2 separate regions of the Homo sapiens genome follow, and region 1 is linked to region 2. Evidence: chromatin contacts called from ENCODE Hi-C or POLR2A ChIA-PET data. All regions are on one chromosome and are shown on one strand. Each heading gives the region's core, a stretch centred on a gene start or an enhancer-like site at or near the end of the contact. The rest is flanking DNA. Distances are from core to core; before and after follow the strand shown. Region 1 overlaps RGS9 (regulator of G protein signaling 9). Region 2 has its middle 65 kb from the start of LRRC37A3.

Evidence for each region. Hi-C counts contacts between places; a loop is a spot of excess contacts on that map. ChIA-PET counts read pairs that join two places held with the same protein, here RNA polymerase II (POLR2A). Pooled maps may share reads with other maps.
Region 1: a pooled map shows a loop between it and region 2 (2.6-fold over the local background). The contact joins two enhancer-like sites. A Hi-C loop is called at or near these places in 2 of 50 pooled maps. POLR2A ChIA-PET finds 5 or more read pairs at or near these places in 6 of 52 experiments (AG04450, B cell, H1 and 3 more).

Annotation. Positions count from the first base shown.
Region 1 is chr17:65,152,626-65,158,043 of GRCh38, reverse strand. It overlaps RGS9 (regulator of G protein signaling 9), which reads right to left. Exons shown (of 19, transcript NM_003835.4): 2 at 4,526-4,622. Among named protein-coding and RNA genes, the nearest start is that of RGS9, 18 kb to the right of the region's middle. RefSeq lists an enhancer at 2,609-2,768. Within about 2 kb of position 1,688, at least 5 of the 41 ENCODE cell types and tissues checked have a DNase peak (open chromatin) inside an H3K27ac peak, as active enhancers do.
Region 2 is chr17:64,981,208-64,987,224 of GRCh38, reverse strand. No RefSeq gene overlaps it. Among named protein-coding and RNA genes, the nearest start is that of LRRC37A3, 65 kb to the right of the region's middle. RefSeq lists enhancers at 793-842, 1,123-1,422, 2,040-2,319. Within about 2 kb of position 1,869, at least 28 of the 41 ENCODE cell types and tissues checked have a DNase peak (open chromatin) inside an H3K27ac peak, as active enhancers do.

The DNA of each region.
Region 1 (5,418 bases), core at 439-2,938, 170 kb before region 2:
CACACACGCTTCATCTTTACATCTCTTGTTGTATTGATCTTTTACCTGACGATAACTTGTACATGGTCTGTTATTCACTAACTGGATAGTAAATAGGCTAAGTCTAAACACACACACACACACATACACACACACAAAACAGACCCGAGGCAAGCTGTTTGCAGGGCTCTGGACCAAGCTGGGACTCTGGGAGTAAAACAGAGACAGGGATGAGAAGAGGACAGGCTGAGGGCTGGGGCCGGCTCTCCAACTCCCCAAGTTCCCAGGCAGAACTCCGAGGAGTCAGAAACTTCTAAACTTGAACCTGGCCTTCCATGACATTGTGAAGGTACTTTTGTCAGGGTAGGAGGTTGGGACCTATCCTAGTTGATTTATAACTTTAGATGATGGAATGAAGGCTCCATGTGTACTCTCGCCCCAGGCCCTGCAAATCTTAGGGGCTGGCTTGGGAACAACACACAAAAAAACATGAAAAAATGGCATGAAAAACAGCAGGAGAGGCGGGCTCAGAGGCCAGGAGAGAATGTGCACCCGTACACCCGTCCCACCCACCTGCTCCCCTCAAGGATTCAGATTTATCTAAGGGTCAAGGCAAGCCAAGTTCCACCAACAAGCCCAGAGCTGCCGTACGACCCCACAGAAGCTCTGAGCCCCTTCCCTCAGCCTGGGCCCTCTCACCTCACAAGCAGAAGGTACAGCTCGTAGGCACAAGGTAATAGCATCTCAGAAGATAGACAAGGTGCCCTGGAACGAAGCACCGCATCACAGATACCATCGTGCAGATGCCAATGGTCACATTTTCCAGCAATCTTAGCCTGCTTTCCAAAGGCCAAGCTGGAAGCCTGTCTGCATGGAAACAGGCCCACATAACACATCAAAGAAGAGGGCCAGGATTGAGACTCCACTCCCTGTGTTCTTATGTCTGGATAATTGCCAATGATACTTCCCTCCTCGGAGGCGGTGCAGGGACATTTCTTCTTATGACCCATATACACGCTCTCTGGGCGTAATTGCCTGCCTACGACCATGGCTGGGTGTAGACAACCTGTAATTCTTCCCTTCATGCCCACACCCTAGGACACAAATGTCCAGCCATGATCTCTGTCAGTGTCCACATGCACACTGTCATGGCTTTCCATGGTTCTCCCTCTGTTGCTCTTAGCATCATTCACTCCTGGATGGCTGTTCAAAAGCAAAATCCTTCATCTAAACTCCTAGGACTGGGTGTTTAGACTTTCCACACCAAGTCTCTCTCTTTAAATGCTACACAGTGGTGCGCAGGCAGAGAGACAGACCTAGGCAGACATCAGACTGATTAGCTCTCTCCACCGAGGAGCCGAGGGCTTTCTCATCCACTTGACTGCCTCCCGAAATAGATCAAATGAGATTATGGTGCCACCAGCATCTGTACCACGCGGTCTACGTTGACAGCCTGGCAGGCTGCTCAGCCTCCCGCATCAGCCACCTTTGTCCCGAGGAAGCCCTGGGACGCCTGCCGTCCAAGAAGTTAAATAATTTTTTTTTATCGGTGCTGTTGTTGCAGGACCAGGGCTTCTCCCTGTGTTGTTTCTACAGCAGCTGGAATTCACCTGTGCAGGAGGAACAAGGAAGCCATGGCAGGATGGGCGACCTCGCCCAAATCCAGGAACCAAGTGTGCCCCGTGTGCAGGGAAGGAAAGCAGCTGGTGCACAACTGACAGTAGATAAGAATATGGACTCTGGGCTGGGCGCGGTGGCTCATGCCTGTAATCCCGGCACTTTGGGAGGCCGAGGCGGGTGGATCACCTGAGGTCAGGAGTTCGAGATCAGCCTGACCAACATAGTGAAATCTCATCTCTACTAAAAATACAAAAATTAGTTGGATGTGGTGGTGGGTGCCTGTAATCCTAGCTACTCCGGAGCTGAGGCATGAGAATCGCTTGAACCCAGGAGGCAGAAGCTGCAATGAGCCAAGATAGTGCCACTGCACTCCAGCCTGAGCAACAGAGAAAGACCCTGTCTCAAAAAAAAGTATAAGTAAAAATAAAATATATATATGGACTCTGGAGTCACATTGCTGGGCTGAAATTCAAGCTCACTCATGAAATGAGCTTAAGGACATGAAGGCAAGTTGCTGAAACTCTTTGGTCTCCATAACCCCATGTGCAAAAAGTGGGCAGTCATATCTACCCTTAACTTTATTGTGAGTGTTAACAGACAATGTGTGGGAAAGCACTAGCTACCACCACCATCCAGCACCCACTGCATACTCAGCACCTGCACAGAACTCTCTCACTTCCTTCCTGCACTCGTTCCCTTAGGGAGGGATTGCCATTCTTGCATTAAAAATGAGAAAACTGGCCAGCTGTGGAGTCTCAAGCTGGTAATCCCAGCACTTTGGAAAACCGAGGCAGGAGGATCACTTGAGCCCAGGAGGTCAAGGCTGCAGTGAGCCATAATTTTATGACTGCACTCCAGCCTGGGAGACAGCATGAGACCCTGTCTCAAAACAAACAAACAAAACAAAACAAACAAACAAAAACAATGGAGAAAGTAAACTGAGACCAGGGCTACAGCTAGAAAAGACACCTGAAGGATTTAATCCTTCACTCTCCACACAAGGACAGACAATAAGTGACTCATGCATTCAATAAACTTTTACTAACCATCTGTTACAAACACAGCTCTGAGAAGCATTGGGATTACCCAGATGAGCAAGACAAGGTACTTTCCCTTAAAGGGCCCCAGTCCAGTAGAGAATTCAGGCCAAAATTAATGACAGTCAAAGGCAGGGAGGGGGACAGGGTCAGGGATGCCTTCAGGAAGAATTGCCCCAGCTGCATCTGAGGTGATGGGGGACACAAAGGCACCCTGAAAAGTCTGCCCCCTGTTTCCACTCTTTGGGTGCCCAGAGCTACGCTGGTTCTTGGCCTTTCCAAAGTCTGGCTTGTCAGTGTTTCCTTTTCCTCCATGAGCTGCTCTATAGCATTTCAATTACTTCCCCTTTTGCTCCAACAAAAGAGTGGGTCTTCTGTTGCTTGCATGCAAGGAAACCTGAGTGACACATTGCTGGTGGGGGCATCCTTTCTTCTAAGCAGTCAGAAAGGGAAAGGGGAAGCTGTGAGCCAGCTTGTCTCTGCAAAGACTAGGGCACCTTGAGTGAAAAATAAATAGTCAGGTCAGGGGTGGCATAGAGAGGGAGGCCTCACATTGAGCACAGCCGTGGTGAGGCCCGGGCTTGGGCTATGAGAAGCTGTCTGCTTCTGCAGGCAATACGCCTAAGTATGAAACATTGTCTTTACTGCAAAATCAAGATCAGAAAACAGGTAACACATTAACCAAAATGCTCTCTTAATATTGGCGTCCAGCCCTTCTTGCCAATATCCCCAAATGATGCTCTGTAGGCACCTCACCCCCACACACAGAGAGGAGACAGTGGCACCACTCCCACAGGGCAGTTGAGAAGGGCCTGAAATGAATTAGAAGGTAAACGGTGGAGCAAAACAAAGGCCAACTTTTTTCTGCTAAATAGTATTTTTTTTTCTGCTACTTGGTTTCATTAAAACAAAGCAAACAAAACAACAAAACAAAAAATGACAGTGAAGGTTTCTAAAATGACCTTCTGGGAGGAATGGCTTCAAGAAATGACCTGTTGAGTCCTTTTCTCCCTCCTGACCCCTTCCTCAGAGGAAGACTTTAGTCCAGGAGTCAGCAAATGTACTCTGTAGAGCGCTAGATAGTAAATAAACATTTCAGCTTTGTGGGAGTCTTGTTCTGTCACCCAGGCTGGAGTGCAGTGGTGCGATCTTGGCTCACTGCAAACTCCGCCTCCCGGGTTCAAGTGATTCTCATGCCTCAGCCTCCCGAGTAGCTGGGATTACAGGCATGCACCACCATGCCTGGCTAATTTTTGTATTTTTAGAAGAGATGGGGTTTCACCATGTTGGTCAGGCCGGTCTCGAACTCCCGACCTCAGGTGATCCACCTGCCTCGGCCTCCCAAAGTGCTGGGATTGTAGGTGTAAGCCACTGTGCCTGGCCACAACTATATATTTTAACTCTGCCATTGTAGTGTAAGAGCAGCCATAGACAATACATAAATGAGTGAACATGGATATGTTCCAATAAAACTTTATTTAGAAATAAAGCTTTGTTTTGTTTTGTTTTGTTTTGTTTGAGACGGAGTCTCGCTCTGTCGCCCAGGCTGGAGTGCAATGGCGCAATCTCTGCTCACTGAAAGCTCTGCCTCCCAGGTTCAGGCCATTCTCCTGCCTCATCCTCCCGAGTAGCTGGGACTATAGGCACCTGCCACCATGCCCAGCTAATTTTTTGTATTTTAATAGAGACAAGGTTTCACCGTGTTAGCCAGGATGGTCTTGATCTCCTGACCTTGTGATCCACCCGCCTCGGCCTCCCAAAGTGCTGGGATTACAGGCGTGAGCCACTGCACCTGGCCAAAAATAAAGTTTTTTACAAACACAGGAGGTGGGCCGTATTGGGCCTGTGGGGTCTATTCCAGGCCAAGACTAAAGTGCAAGCTACATCACCTGTCATGGCATGAGGAACGCTGGTGACCAGGACCCTCTGGTTCTGCATTCGGACCCCTGTCTCTGGGTTCTGCATGTCCTTCACGAGCGCTTCAATCTGCAAGACAGAACAGGAAAAAGCCGACTGACGAGAACAATTTTGAAAGTTGTGCAGGGCAATTTCCACTGCACTGAGAGGGACCTCAAAATGCAAAGGTGGACACAGGGGTTCCCCATCTGGTACAGGAGCCAGGTGGGCACTGAGTGACTCTAATGCAACCAGGACTAAGGTGTGCTCCACAGACACAGATCCCATCCCTGCATGTGAAGACTCGCAGATTCATCCTGACTGGGAGATTCTGGGGTGGCTTTTAAGGAAAGATGGAGCTTAACAAGAAAGGATTTTGCTGAACAGAAAGTGATAGAACACCATGGGCAAAGGCATGGAAGGATGACAGCTCCCAGGGTTAGTGGAACAGAAAACAGCAGGAGTTGCAGCTGGAAAAGCCAGTGGAGGCCAGACCACATGGACCTCAAAGCCACCCCTGCAGTGTGGATTTTATTCCAGTGACTGTTCCTAGAGAGCGTTCTGGAAATTTGGCCCATGACAGAGAGAAGAACACTGAAGTGTGAAGAAGTTTGCAGAGGTAGAAAAAAGTGCAGTGACCTATTCAAAGCTATTGCATACAGCCCAGGTGAGAAACGACAGTGACCAGGCACAGTGGCTCACGCCTGTAATCCCAAAATCTGGGAGGCAGAGGCGGGAGGATCGCTTAAACCCAGGAGTTTCTGACCTGCCTGGGCAACATAGTGAGACCCTGCCTCTACGAAAAACTTAAAAATTATCTGGGCGTGGTGGTACATGCCTGTAGTTCCCAGCTGCTTGGGAGGCTGAGGCAGGAGGATCACTTGAG
Region 2 (6,017 bases), core at 620-3,119:
CCCAAAAAGGTTGGGATTACAGGCGTGAGCCACCGTGCCCGGCCCAAACATCTTTTTTTACACACATATACACCCATATTTTTATATCAATAGTCTCAAATTATATATACACTGTTTTGGGACTTTTAAAAAAATTTCAGCAAGACCTTGTGGACATCCTTCCATGATAATACGCAGAGCATGAGATTATTCTTTTAAATGATTACATAATATTTTATTGTGAGAGCATAACTTTATTGAATTTATTTATAAACACTAGTGGCGAGCATCCATTTTTCAGCTTTTCACAATTAAAAACAACACTGTGATGAGCCATCCTTATATATGGATTCTTTCTGGAATAAGAAATAAATGGACTGAAAAATTAGAATGTACAATTCTAGAGGTCCCACGTTGTCAAATTATGTTCAGAAATGTGCACCGCGAAAAAGTCTAAAAGTTCAGCCAAGATTCACATGGGTCATTTCTGGGCAAAAGGACCAGGCATGATTTTGTTGTTCTTCCTATTCTTCTGTCCTCCTCAGCTTTTCTATTCTAAGTGTGTCCTTCGTTATGCTGATGCAAGTTGGCAATTTTACATTGCACAAGAATATATGGTTTTAATCCACGCAAGTGTCGCCTCTGACGATGCTCTCTTTCCAGTTCCTCCTGCACCACACTTGCTCTCATCATCTGCTACAGGGGAGGGACCTGCTAGCCCTGTGCCTAAGTTAGCACCAGCAGGAACCCACAGGTGTTCAGTGGGGAGTCGCTGACTGCCTTGGAGAAGCGTATTTGAGACAAGCTGTTAATGGCTCACGGTCCTAGGGTAACCCCCTCGGCTGGCACCTGCATTTAGGACAGCAGTGAGCCAAGCAGTTTCCAGCTTGTGGGAAAGAAGCTTTGAGGGGTCCCTAAGGGCAAGAAGGCCTTTCCTGGCTCAGTCCAATCAGATACCTGCTGTGGCTGTGCTTCTTCTGGCCACAGGTCCCTGTCTTTGTTGGTTCCCTGCACTGACCTGGCCAAAAGGAAGCTGCTTGCTTCTGGGCAGCAGCTGTCCCCTCCCCCAGAAAGTCTAAAAGGACACAGAGGACGTCTTCAGTATTTCCGTAGAGGTCACAAGCTAAGTGGGTCGCTGTCGCTGTTTTACGTTTGGTTGGTGCTGAGACACTTCCTCTTTCATTTATGTCTTATTCAGGCCACCTCCTCCATCCCCCTTGAAGACTGAAAAAGGGGAACTTGAAAGAAAAACCGAAAATTTCAGACCGAGCTATGGTGCAGGAGACCATGCTGTCATCCTGAAGCAGAGGCTGGGGACGTCACCAAGAGGATCACAGCATCCTCGAGGGTTCACTGAGGCCACTGCCCAGGCTTTCTTTTCTTTCTTTTTTTTAATAGAGATCAGAGTCTTGCTAGGTTGCCCAGGCTGATCTCAAACTCCTGAGCTCAAACAATCCTCCCACCTCAGCCTTCTAAAGTGCTGGGTTTACAGGCTTGAGTCACTATACCGGGCTGACCAGGGACTTTCTTCCTCCCCTCATTCGAACTTTCTTAGCTCCCACTCAAGTCTTCCTAAATGCTATGTGGTATTCTTAGGACTCCTAATTCCTAATTTTTCAGGAAGTGAAATGATATTCTTAAAGTAAAAACCAAAATCTGCTTTTGCTCAATTCTTTGAATTTACTGTATTTATATGCCATATATAGAGAGAGAGAGAAAGAGAGACAGAAAGAGTGCATGTAGATATACACACACAAATGTATACACACACACACACACACACACACACACATCAGATTGTGGTAGCTTTTGGAAACTCTCTAAGGCACAGAAAATAAGTTGCCTGACAAGACATCAAAGAATTGCAAAAGAGGCCACAGCCCCAAAGGCCTTACTGACTGCTTTGTGATTTGTAGCATGACTGCTGATAAGCATCTATTTGCTTCAGTAAATAGAAGTTGAATCATAACATTTGTTCCAGGAAACAGTAACTGAAGTCGCAAATCATAAATAATAAAGCATGAAAAATCTTCTTTTAACCTAATGGACTAAAAGATTTCTTGCTTTTTTCATTTCTGCTAATGGCCTCTCTCCCTTGGCACTGCCAGAGCTGGCCCATTAAAGGTGAATTGAGCCTCAGTTTGCAGGCAGGACGTGGTCCAAAAGATCATTTGTAAGTTGGTTGTTTGGATCAAAGAATGTGTTTTCTCCTAGAAACCGTTTTTCTCAGGGTGACTGGGTTCTCAGGTTCGCTCGCACAGTGCTGTTCAACTTCTACTGAAGCTGAGCTCTGGGTCTTTGAGGGCAGGTTCTCTGCAGTGCAGGAGGGAGAAATCAGGTCACCTGCTGCTCCTTTGCATAGAGACCTGGCTCTGAGCACAATTTAAGCATAAGTAGTTTTCTTTTCTACTTTCTCAACTCCCTTTTGGCGTCCAGGTCCAGGGCCGTAGTCCCTGGATTGCAGCACCCTTTCCTAAAGTGCTTTACCCACCTCTGGGCTGCTTGCCTGCTAAGGGGGGTCTGGGACCCCAAATTACCCACTATTCCTGCTTCCTGACCAATCAGACTTCCATTTCCTCAGAGCAGTTGATATCAGCTAAGGGCCAGGGGAAAAGCAAAAGGAGAAGATATGAATTCACACTAGTAGGTGAATCATGGAGAACCTCTTAACCCTCTTAATATCTTCTCATGTTAAAATGAATTAGTTGTGAGACTTGAGAGTCCTTGTGGCAGTATGGGTTAGGGATGAACACGGTGACTAAGGATTCGGAATTCACACACACATTAGTAGGACTCTTAGGCTCTTCACTGCACCTGCTTCCAGAACACTGGCAGTCAGTTAGGAAATGATCCTACTCTGGAAAAAAAATGCAATGGTCGCAGAGAAGAAACTTTCAAGTTCAGACACTGGGGAGAATCCCCTCAGTGAATAAGCTGATTATCTGCCAGATTGCCTCTGAGAATAAGCCACATTCATGCACACAGAACCCCCCACCAGTTTTTTGTGCCTCATAATGAAATCTTAACAGATAGCCAAAGATTACCAGATGTTTATGGAAAGTTCTAACATGAAACAAAAAGACCAAAACAGAGGAAACAACAGAACAAATCTTCAAAAGTAGTATAGTTACTATCTATAGAGAAATAAGAAAAGGCATTTTATCCATGAAATAGGATGTATTTTAGACTTTCAGGATGCCGTAACAAAATATGATACACTGGGTGGTTTATAAACAAAGAAATTTATTTCTCATGGTTCTAGGGACTGGAATCCAAGATCAAGGTGCTGATTTGGTGTCTGGGGAGGGCCTGCTTTCTGGTTCAGAGATAGTGTCTTCTTGCAGTGGCCTCACGTGGAGGAAGGGGTGAGCTGACTCCCTTGGGTCTCTTTTATAAAGGCACTAATACTATTCATAAGGGTTCCATTCTCATGGCCTGATCACCTCCCAAAGGTTCCCATCTACAAATACTATCACGTTGGGGGTTAGGTCTCAACATAGAAATTTGGGGGGACACAGACATTCAAACCATCGCAGGGTGCAAAATAAAATAATCATAACAAGAAAGGGATTTTGGCTATTGAAAAGCAGAATAGTTTAAAGTAAGTATTCAAAAGAAAAGATAGAAGATAATTTATAAAGTCTGGGCACAGTGGCTCACACCTATAATCCCAGCACTTTGGGAGGCCGAGATGGGTGGATCACGAGGTCAGGAGTTCAAGATCAGCCTGGCCAAGATGATGAAACCCCATCTCTACTAAAAATACAAAAAAAAAAAAAATTAGCTGGGTGTGGTGGTGGGTGTCTGTAATCCCAGCTACTAGGGAGGCTGAGGCAGAGAACTGGTTGAAACCAAGAGGTGGAGGTTGCAGTGAGTTGAGATCGCACCACTGCACTCCAGCCTGGGCAACAGAGCGAAACTCTGTCTCAAAAAAAAAAGAAAAGAAAAGAAAAAGAAAAAAAATAATTGATAAAAACTTCAGAATGTAGTACAAAAAGATGGAAAAAATGTGAGAGATAAGAAAATTTGAGGATCTATTCTGAAAGTCCAACATCCAGCAAGAATGGAGGGAAGGAAATTATCAAAAAAATAATACCAGAAAATTTCTCAGAATGAAAGGATAAGAGTCTCAGTATCAAAGGGCCTGCTAAGTGAGCCACAAAATGAATGAGAAGAAAGGTTCAGGCTAAGGCACATCTTTATAACCCTTCAGAACGCTAAGGATAAAAAGGAGACCCTATAATCTTCCTAAAAATAACAGATAACATACAAAGAACTAGGAATCAAAATGGCATTGAACATCTCAGTAGCAACATTGGAAGTCAGAAGAAACTGGAGCAAACTGTTTATAATTCTGAGGGGAAATGATTTGCAATCTAGAATTCCACACCAACTCAATAAATTCTCAATCAAGTATGAGGGCAGGATAAAAACATTTTCAGATGTCAAAGTTCTCAAAATATTTATCTCTATGTACCTTTATTCCAGAAGGTTCTGGGGATGTGCTACTGAAACCAAAGGAGTAGGCCAGGAAAGAGGAAGACAGAATTTAGTAATTTAAGAAACAGGGGATCCAACAGAGCAAAGTGTAGTTGCAGTCCTAGGAACAGCTATGCAGTAGGCCCATGGATGACCAGTATAGATAGGAATGTGGAGATGAGGGTACCCAGAAAAAAAATGTAACTAGTGTAAACGGGCCATGTAGAGAAGCATTAAAAAACAAAGTAAAGAATCAGAGAATCATAAAAAATAAGGCACATGCATGTTATATAGTTTTTTAAAAGAAAATAAATAATAGAAATCAAGTGATGATTAACTCTAGGCAAAAATAAAGAGGTTCTACAAGAAAGAAAGCATGGTCATAGTACACTACTTGGCTCTGTAGTACACAATGTTTGCATAATCATCATAATGTAAACACTGACCACCAGATTCAACCAAAATGTGTGATATAATCACCAGAGGAATGAGAGGTAGAAAGTATGATGTATGAGAGTTAAGTCCTCATCTCTCATGGCAATAAATTAACAGATGCTACCTAAAATCAAAAGATCAAGAAATCTCACTATACACACATTGTTGAGAAACATGGAGATAAATACCAGAAAAAACAGCCAAGGAGTTGAGAACAGTAGCCTCTAGGAAGTTGGCCTATGGGGTGGGGACTATTACTTTTCATTACAATGCTTTTAGTACTTCTTAGCTTTTAAAAATGTATATTTGGAATATTTTCATATATATAGTAATTTTATTATTTATTTATTTTTTGAGACCAAGTGTTGCTCTATTATCCAAGCTGAAATGCAGTGGTGTGATCTCAGGTCACTGCAACCTCTGCCTCCCAGGTTCAAGCGATTCTCCTGCCTCAGCCTCCCAAGTAGCTGGGACTACAGGTGTGTGCCACCACACTTGGCACACTTGGCTAATCTTCTGTGTGGTTTTTTTTTTTTTTTTTTTTTAGCAGAGACGGGGTTTTGCCACATTGGCCAGGCTGGTCTCGAACTCCTGACCTAAGTGATCCGCTTGCCTTGGCTTCCCAAAGTGCTGAGATTACAGGCGTGAGCCACTGCACCCGGTCCATAAAGTAATTTTAAAATAAAGTCAACAAATTAGGAAGACAAAGGATGGCTTGGTTGTTAATCTAAATGAATCTCTAGTTAGTGGTATGTTGGTGTAAGTAAAATTCAGAGACCATAGAAAAATAGATTGAGGAGCAGCTGAAAGCCTAGGCAGAAAGACAGAGGCAGAGAACCACCTAGAAAACATGGAGAAGCTGTTATGCCCAAGGGTCATTTGTATATTTAGGAATGCCTAAATATTAATACACTACTGACTTGTTAAATTGCTTTCTGACTGTAAAAGTAATAATACTTATTGTAGAAAGTTTGGAAAAGGCAAATTAACAAGTAAAGCAGGAGAGAGAGAAATCAAAACCACCAAATATCTCATTATTCATAGATTATTACTTATCAGCACTTTCTTTTTTTTTTTTTTTTGGACACAGAGTGAGTACAGTGGCACGATCTTGGCTCACTGCA